3 separate regions of the Homo sapiens genome follow, and regions 2 and 3 are each linked to region 1. The links are chromatin contacts, found by Hi-C or POLR2A ChIA-PET in ENCODE. All regions are on one chromosome and are shown on one strand. Each heading gives the region's core, a stretch centred on a gene start or an enhancer-like site at or near the end of the contact. The rest is flanking DNA. Distances are from core to core; before and after follow the strand shown. Region 1 holds the start of KLF3 (KLF transcription factor 3). Region 2 holds the start of RPL9 (ribosomal protein L9). Region 3 holds the start of WDR19 (WD repeat domain 19).

Region 1 (2,616 bases), core at 79-2,578:
TTTAAACATTACACAGAACTTAAAACAATCGAACGAATTCGTCCTTTGTTCTTTTTATTACATTAATTATTACATTAATACTGTTTAAAAAGAAACTCAAAAGGCATTAAACTTAGGTACCAATCTACACAAAGTCCTCGAAGGGGCCTGGCTTGGACCGAACGCGCTTTTGTGCCGCCCCGCTCGCTCGCAGCACCCTGAAGGCCACTGAGCTTAGGGCGCTAGGTCCCTAGAAGCGACTTGAAATGAGGGGGTCGCCAGGCCAGGCCCTCGCTCTGCAGGGGAGGATCCGACCAAAGTTTGCCAAGTTTCCAGGCAAGCCCAACTGCGCAAATGCCGCTTTTTAGCTCCAGCGGCAGGCCTGGCCCGTGGGAGTTTTGCCCCAGGGGTCTCCGGGCCTTCAAAGAAAAGTCCCACGAGGTGGGGGGCGCCGCCTGGGCCGCCGGCCAGGGGGACCCGTCGCCCCAGGGCACAAAGAAAGAGCGCGCCTACAGGGTGTCCCCTGACCCCGGCGACTCGGGGCCAGGGAGGCTCGGCGCGCCCCAGCGGCCGCTCTTCCCCTCCCGAACCCGCCCGGCCCACTCGCTCCTGCACCGCGGCCGCCTCGGCTCGGCTTTTCTCTTGCAGTGAGCTGAGTGCGCTCAGCCGAGGAGGGGCCGCGCCGCGCCGCGCCGGCCGCGGGGCCCAGCCCTTCCCGCCGCGCCCGGGGCCGCCCTTCCCGCTGGAGCCGGCTGATCGATGGCCCTGGCAGCCCGCGCCCCCCGCCTCGGCTCGCCCGCGAGCCCGGCTGTGTGTTTTGGAAGCAGCGCAGCGGGCCGCAGCCGTGTGACGCCCGGAGCGGGCAGCGCCGCCCTTCCTTCCCCCCGGGCTCGGGCGGCGGCGCGGCGGCTGGGCCGGGCGGGAGGGCTGGCGGGGCGCGGACTCCGGGGAGGAGGGCGCGGGGAGGGGACGCGGGCGGGGACGCGGGCGGGGGGCGGAGGCCGCGCCGCGCACGCCCAGCCCCACGGCCGCGCCGCGCCTCGTGGGACAGGTTGGGCCGGCGGGGCGGCGCCCGGCTCCGGGGAATAATGAGTGTCTGTCAGGCCGTCCCCGGGTGACTGGGCGGGGCGGGGCGGAGGCGGCGCGGGAGGCGGGGGTGGCGGGGGAAGGGCGCAGGGCGGGGTGCGTGTTTGCGCGAGTGACTCGGCCGACCCCTCCGGCGGCTGCCTCCACCCAAGTGGGTGGGGACCCGCCCAGCCCGGGCGGCCGCGGCGGCTCCCTCTCCCCTCCCTGACCCTCCCACCCCGGGTCCCAGCCTCTACTTACCCCGCCAGCCCCGGGAGGCTCGCAGAGCGAGCGGCGCCGGCGTCATGTGACTGCCCGGAGTTGGTGCCAGGAGCCAGAGGGGAGCCAGGAGCGGAGCCGCGCGGAGCCGGGGCCCGAGCCGGAGCGCAGCGAGAGCGCCCGCCGCACGCGCGCCCGTCCCCGTCCCCTGCGGCCGCCAACGCCGCCCGGACTGGAGCCCTGACATTGCTGCGCTCGGGGGGCTCCAGGCAGCCCGTATCGGGGCCTTTATTTCTCGTCGGCGGCGCCCTGCACCGCGCCTCGCAAAGTAAGTCCCGTCTCCCTCACCTCTGCTCCGCACCCTGGTCCCTGCCGCCCCCCTCCTCGGCCAGTCTGGTTTCATTTTTTCTCCTGGAGGGGGCCGCGGGGAATGGGTCGGGGGTGCAGCGCTGGTGTTGGGGGGGGCGCCTGCGGGCTTGGGAAAGTGTGGCGGCTACACTTAGCCGGGGTGGGGGCGGAGAGCAAGCAAGGAGGAGGGGGTCACGGGTTCGCGGTGAAAAGTGAGGGGTTGAGGCGAGGCACCGTGCGGACCCCGGGTGCGGGGGAGCGGGGCTGGCAGCGCCCGCCGCCGTCCCGGGCAGGGCGCGGGCGGGGGCTCACCTGTGTGGTCCCCGGCCTCCTCCCGCCCGCTCACGATTCCCTCCAAAGCCCCAGAAATCTCCGTGCTCTCCGCGTGTGGCAACGTTGTTTGGAGAAAGGTAGCGCCGCGGCCGCGCGCTCCTGCTCCTCCCCCTCCCGGTGCCCCCCCACCACCACCACAACCCAGGCTCCCGCGTCCTTCCCCTCCCCTCCCTCCGCCCGCGCCCCCCGCCGCCCCCCTCCCAGGACACGGCGCGCGGCCGCTCGCCCGCCACAGCAAACTTGGAGCAGTCTCCCGGCCCTCTGGAAAGAAACTTAGGGCAATTGGGATTGGAGGCAGCATCCCATTCTCGGTTCTGGAGCCCAGGAGCTGCCAGGGCGTCTGGATCCTCCGGGGCAGGAGAAATGAGCTGGTCGGGTTTGGAGAGTCTTCCTGGGGGCATGGAGAGAACCTGCCGCAGTGCCTGGAGCAAGGATTGCAGCGTGGCTGAAGGCGGAAGACGCCTTAGGCAACTGCCTGCAGCCGAGCCTGATGGGGACCCAGGGACAGATCCCTGGATCAGGACCCATGGGACCTACCTAACATTTCCAAGTGGCTTTCTTAGAGATGGCAGATGAGATCTGGAATTGTCATATTCATTTTTTTGGGCAGATAGCTACTGACAAGGAGAAGCACTTTTCTGGTTTAAATTTTATAGCAGTATACAATAATAC
Region 2 (2,616 bases), core at 47-2,546, 790 kb after region 1:
ATAGTCCGAACGGTAGCCAGTTCCTTTCTGTTACCCCACCATTTGTCAACCCGGAGCTGTAACAGAACAAAAAATGTATTCTTTCCAGAAATATGCAGGCTTAAAAGACAACAGACCACTTACCGAATTACTTTAAGATTCTAGAATTAACCCTTATCAAAGCACATGGTTTTCAACTGGAAAAATCCAACCACCTATAAAACCTCCCAACAGTTAAGCTTTGTAGAAGTTGCAACAAACTTCCCTTCTGGAAAATTAAATCATCAGGTTTAAATGACCTACTGCCGGTTCCTGTGATTTTTACAAAGCAATCACTAGGAAAATAAACCAAACTTCTAACACCATTAAGACGTGTCACTGATGACCACTATTACATTTGAGCTTTATATAATTGGCTGTGTTCAGAATCTGGTTTTTCAATTTCACTGAACAGGCTGGTATTCTGGACAGCAACATTTAAAGCTGAAGCACTGAACCTTAATTCGAAAATTGTTAAAGCAACCAAATGTGATGCTGTTATAAACCACCTTCCAACGAGCAACTGAATTATCAGAAGAAAAACCCTCACCCTCTTTTTTTTCTTTCCAAGAAGGCTGAGTTCTACATTGATGTGATTGAAGTCCCTCCGCAGGGTTCCTCTGGGGCCCTTCACGATAACTGTGCGTCCCTTCAGAGTAATGTCGACTAGAAGAGAGAACACACTCGTCAGGCCACACAACGCTTGGAACGTGCAGTAAAGATGTAAGTAAAAGACATCAAGTCTCATACCATTTTCTGGAATGTCGACAGTCTGATTGCTGAGAATAGTCTTCATTCTGAAACACAAACACTGGGGGTGAGGCCGACGCAAGGCCCGTTTTTCCACCAAACTACGCCGCACAGAGCTCCACTCCTACTGGAGACTGCCAGGCGGAAGTTCCAGACAAGATGTCGGAGGACGGGAGACCGACAGCGGGCCCCAGTGTGTCCCAGCCTGGAAGGAGCAGCCCCAAAGCGAGAATTACGAGGCCCAGCAGTCGAACTCCCACTCAGCCCAACCCTGGAAGTCCTATGCGGGCGGTGCCATCCCGGCAAGACTGAGGGGCGGGAATAGGCCAAAAAGCCCACAACAGGATTCGCATCTGGCGCCGCCAGGCTCATATGGCGCTTGCCGAGCTGGGGGACAAACAGGACAAGGTTCCGAGAGTGGGAGCCGCGCCGCAGCCTTTCCCAGAGCAGATGGTTTCAGATTCCCAGTACCCCCACGAGCACAGAAACATCCTTACCTCGCAGTAGACGCAGCAAAGAAAGAACGTCTGTCGTCATTACGTACTTGTATCGCGTAAGGGGCCTGCGTATTGCGTCATGAGTGCGCGACGCACGTAAGGCTAAAGCAGCCAATCGTGGAGCAGCTTGGCTGCTTGTCATAAATGGAGCGACGTAATTTCGACCTGTCCTTTCCCGGGAGTTAGCGATCCCTCAACCCCTGCACTGCGCTAGTCCTAAAGAGGAAATGTCTCTACGCTGCGGGGATGCAGCCCGCACCCTGGGGCCCCGGGTGAGCGGCGGGGCGAACGGGTTTGGGCGTGGGGTGGGGGGATCCTATCCCTTCAGAGCGCCCATGCCCAATAATAAAGGCCAGTGCATTTACTGAACATTTACTACTAGCCAACGGCAGTTTTAAACGTTTTTCGTGTAATCTCATGTAATTATCCCGCCAGCCCCATGATATAGAGTCTCTGGCATCAGTTTGTTTGCAAGTCTCTCTGGGCCAGCACCGAGGACTTATTTTCTGCTTAGAGTGGTTTGTACCCTATATTTATGGAGCACTGCAGTGAGCACCCCACATAGCTATTCTGTCTTGGACTCTTACTGTGTGTGAGACACCACTCTAGCCGCAGAGAACACAAACCTGTCCGCTAGGCTTCAGCGGCAGACATTGAGAAGTGCAGTAGCAATCGTGCAACACCCTAACAGGCACTCTTTGAGTTGTCGAAGGTTCTTTTGAGATACATGTGCAGACTCGTGGATTTTGTAGTGTTTTGGCTATCTCATACACGTTTGTGTTCAGATGTAAAAGCCGAATACCATGATTTCTTATGTTCTTGACTGCCACGTTCAAACACAGAAACAATGTAACCTAGAAAGTAAAAACGTTCATCCTGGCCAACATGGTGAAACCCCGCCTCTATTAAAAATACAAAAATTAGCTGAGCGTGGTGGCGTGCGCCTGTAGTCCCAGCTACTCGCCAGGCTGAGGCAGGAGAATCGCTTGAACCCGCGAGGCGGAGGTTGCAGTGAGCCGAGATCGCGCAACTGCACTCCAACCTGGGCGACAGAGCGAGACTCCATCTCAAAAAAAAAAAAAGAAAAAGAAAGTAAAAACGTTAGGCTTGGTTTTAACCTTCCAGTTGTCTGAAACTAATTGGGCATTATTAACCTACGTTTCAACAATTATTCAAAGCTCGAGAGATTTATTGCACACTTCACTTTAAACGCCCCTGATTCAAGTCAGGACCAGAACAGTTTTAAACTGTGGCACCTTCTTCAGTTATTGCAGTTCAATCTTGTTGAAAGACAAACATCTAGTTCCTGGTAGGTGGAGTACATGAAAGTGTGATATATGTTAGTTCCAGA
Region 3 (2,616 bases), core at 71-2,570, 520 kb after region 1:
CATTCCTCGCCTCTAGATGTTTACGATTAAGGGAATAAATTAATAATGTTTACTAAAACAGACCCAGATATCGGGATATCTGGAGAACAAAGGCATTCCTAATTTTGCTTTAAAGATAATAATATCAATTCCTGCAAAATAATTAAGAAAATTAATCTTTGATCACAAACCCTTGTAGCAGAGCACATCTCCCCATATATACAAGCATTGTACCTAGGGTGGATGCGTCCCTTCTCTTGCTTTCAGGAATGTCCTACTCTGTCTATGGAGTAGCTGTCCTTTCACCACTTTACGTGTTTTAATAAACTTGCTTTTCTCAGCACTGAGAACTCGCCCTGAATTCTTTCTTGCGCGCGATCCAAGAACCCTCTCTTGGGGTCTGGATCCGGACCCCTGTCGTAACGTAACTGAAAACCCCAGTGCAAAGGCATAGCACCCTACTTAAGAATTTGCAAACATTCATTATTAGTTATTTCAAATCATTGATTAACTTTCTCTAAGCCAATCAGATTCCTACCTGATGTCGAAAAGAAAAGCAAAAGGTAGACTGTTTCAACACTTTCAGACGCTTGGGTAAAAGATGCACTTTCATGCTATAAATAATGCAGCACAAATACTGTACAACAGGGCTTTATACTTGGGGAAAAGCTGCCAGATCCAAACTCTAAAGGAAAACTATTGGAGCTCATTTTTCCTGCCCACGTTAGCTAGCACATTTTGTTGACATTGAAAAAAAAAAAAGATTTTGGTGAAACTGAAAAAAAAAAAGCACCAACAACCCTACCTTGAAATAAACTATTGTACCTCTTATGCCTCCTCCCTTCTACCCCAGAAACCTGGAAGAAAAAAAGATATACCCGAGCTCGTCCAACCCCTCTTTGCGTGGACTGTATAGGAGTATTTAGCCCATCCTGCCTCCTTTAATCTAACATTCTGCGTCTTCTTTCCTTCAGCTTCTCGGCGCCCCCTTTGGCCAGCACTGACATCTTAGTCATCGCGGTCCAAAATTTACGCACGCGCCTTTGAGGGCTCACAGAGCCCGTCTCTCCCGGACGAATCTCATCCAATCAGAGCCAGCCAGGAAGCCGAGGCTCAGCAAGGCCTCGCGACGCCCAACTTCCCAGGGTTAGCGTCTCTGATGTCATGTGATTCCACCCTCCGCCTCTCACCCACCCTCGCAGAGGGCGGTGCGCTTGGCCCGGCCCCTCGAGGCACCGCCTTTCAATTAGCACTCGCTGATTGGTCGCTGCTCGCGCGGTCTCCTGGGTGACGGGAACGCGGTAGCCTGCTTGGTGGAGACCGGGTGCGCCTGCGTACTTCATAGTTCGCGTAGCGGCTCGAGCGTGGAGATGAAGGTAAATAACTTACAAATTCCCGGGGTGGGGCGGGAAAACGCGACTACTGGCCCTTGGTCGCTTTTAAAAGAGGATATCTGTCCCTCTCCCTTCTGAGTTCGTTGGAAATGAGGAAGAGAGAGAGAGAGAGAGGTGGCCAGAGAGAGCGGGGGCGAAGCTGAAGGGACGAGAGAAAGGAAAGAAAATAGGAGGAGAGGAGAGGGCGGAGAGAGAGGCCTCTCGTTTTGGGGACTGCAGACGCCGTAGAAGCGGTGCAGAAAGTGGGAACCCCTCCCTGGCCGAAATGAGCGGACTGGATCTAAAGATACCCCAGCTTCGCACGCGGAAAGAACTGGTCGAGTTAACGCGTTTGGAGGGTCGCTGTGAAGTTGACTGGGTCCGATGTCACGAGCTACCTCATTTCTTGGGGCTAAGCCTCTGGCAAGCCGCGCAGCTGCCCAGCGCCTTAAAAAGAATGAAAAGCCTCCTAAAGAATAACTTCAAAATGTATTACCTGTGACCAGTCCAATCACCTGCTAGCGAGTGTACATTATTGACGGGAAATCTGCACCCGAAAACTCAGGTCTCACGCTCATGTGCCTCATCCTCTGCACGCACGGTTTCTAGGCTTGGGCTTCTTGTTCACCCCACTTTCTGATTTATCAGAGCAGTCCCCCCTTGCTCTGCTCTGGCAAAGAAATGGAAGGCTTTTTTTTTTTTTTTTTTTTACTGAGTCTCGCTCTGTTACCCAGGCTGGAGTGCAGTGGCGCAATCTCTGCTCCCTGCAACCTCCACCTCCTGGGTTCAAGCGATTCTCCTGCCTCAGCCCCCCGAGTAGCTGGGACTACAGGCGCGTGCCACCACACCCAGCTAATTTTTTGTATTTTTAGTAGAGATGGGGTTTCACCGTGTTAGCCAGGATGCTGTCACTCTCCTGACCTCATGATCCCCCGACCTCGGGCTCCCAAAGTGCTGAGATTACAGGCGTGAGCCACCGCGCCCGGCTGGAAGGCTCAATTTTAAAATTATTTTAGATGTCCTCATGCTTCTTCGTGGCTATTAGTGTGGAAATTGGAATTGACGGACCAGTAATCATAACTCCCATTTTTATTTCTAAAGCTCTTTACAATTTATGAAATATTAGAAGTGAAGAGTTATTATTCATGATTTACAGTTGAGAATTTTTTGCTGGAGGCAATTTAAACGACTTACTTAAAGCCCTACAGCTAATAAGCTACAAACAAAATTTAAGTCTTGGTTTTTTGGTTGTGAAACTAGCAGT

What was found. Hi-C counts contacts between places; a loop is a spot of excess contacts on that map. ChIA-PET counts read pairs that join two places held with the same protein, here RNA polymerase II (POLR2A). Pooled maps may share reads with other maps.
Region 2: a loop to region 1 is called in a map of ascending aorta, with 8 times the contacts of the local background. The contact joins the promoter of RPL9 here to the promoter of KLF3 in region 1. A Hi-C loop is called at or near these places in 1 of 168 maps with a recorded cell type or tissue (ascending aorta) and 10 of 50 pooled maps.
Region 3: a map of CD4-positive, alpha-beta T cell shows a loop between it and region 1 (4-fold over the local background). The contact joins the promoter of WDR19 here to the promoter of KLF3 in region 1. A Hi-C loop is called at or near these places in 1 of 168 maps with a recorded cell type or tissue (CD4-positive, alpha-beta T cell) and 10 of 50 pooled maps. POLR2A ChIA-PET finds 5 or more read pairs at or near these places in 1 of 52 experiments (BJ).

The regions. Positions count from the first base shown.
Region 1 is chr4:38,662,871-38,665,486 of GRCh38, forward strand. It overlaps KLF3 (KLF transcription factor 3), which reads left to right and starts at 1,329. Exons shown (of 6, transcript NM_016531.6): 1 at 1,329-1,591. KLF3-AS1 (KLF3 antisense RNA 1) reads right to left here and starts at 2,023. Exons shown (of 16, transcript NR_171644.1): 1 at 1,924-2,023. RefSeq lists silencers at 230-749, 780-1,049, 1,060-1,659, 1,720-2,069 and a promoter at 789-1,591.
Region 2 is chr4:39,457,626-39,460,241 of GRCh38, forward strand. RPL9 (ribosomal protein L9) reads right to left here and starts at 1,297. Exons shown (of 8, transcript NM_000661.5): 1 at 1,266-1,297; 2 at 769-815; 3 at 569-684; 4 at 1-56. The coding sequence starts at 814. It overlaps LIAS (lipoic acid synthetase), which reads left to right and starts at 1,431. Exons shown (of 11, transcript NM_006859.4): 1 at 1,431-1,537. The coding sequence starts at 1,493. RefSeq lists enhancers at 298-1,048, 1,244-1,538, 1,909-1,958 and a silencer at 1,479-1,528.
Region 3 is chr4:39,181,209-39,183,824 of GRCh38, forward strand. It overlaps WDR19 (WD repeat domain 19), which reads left to right and starts at 1,321. Exons shown (of 37, transcript NM_025132.4): 1 at 1,321-1,355. The coding sequence starts at 1,350. RefSeq lists enhancers at 990-1,169, 1,021-1,315, 1,440-1,589, 2,290-2,359.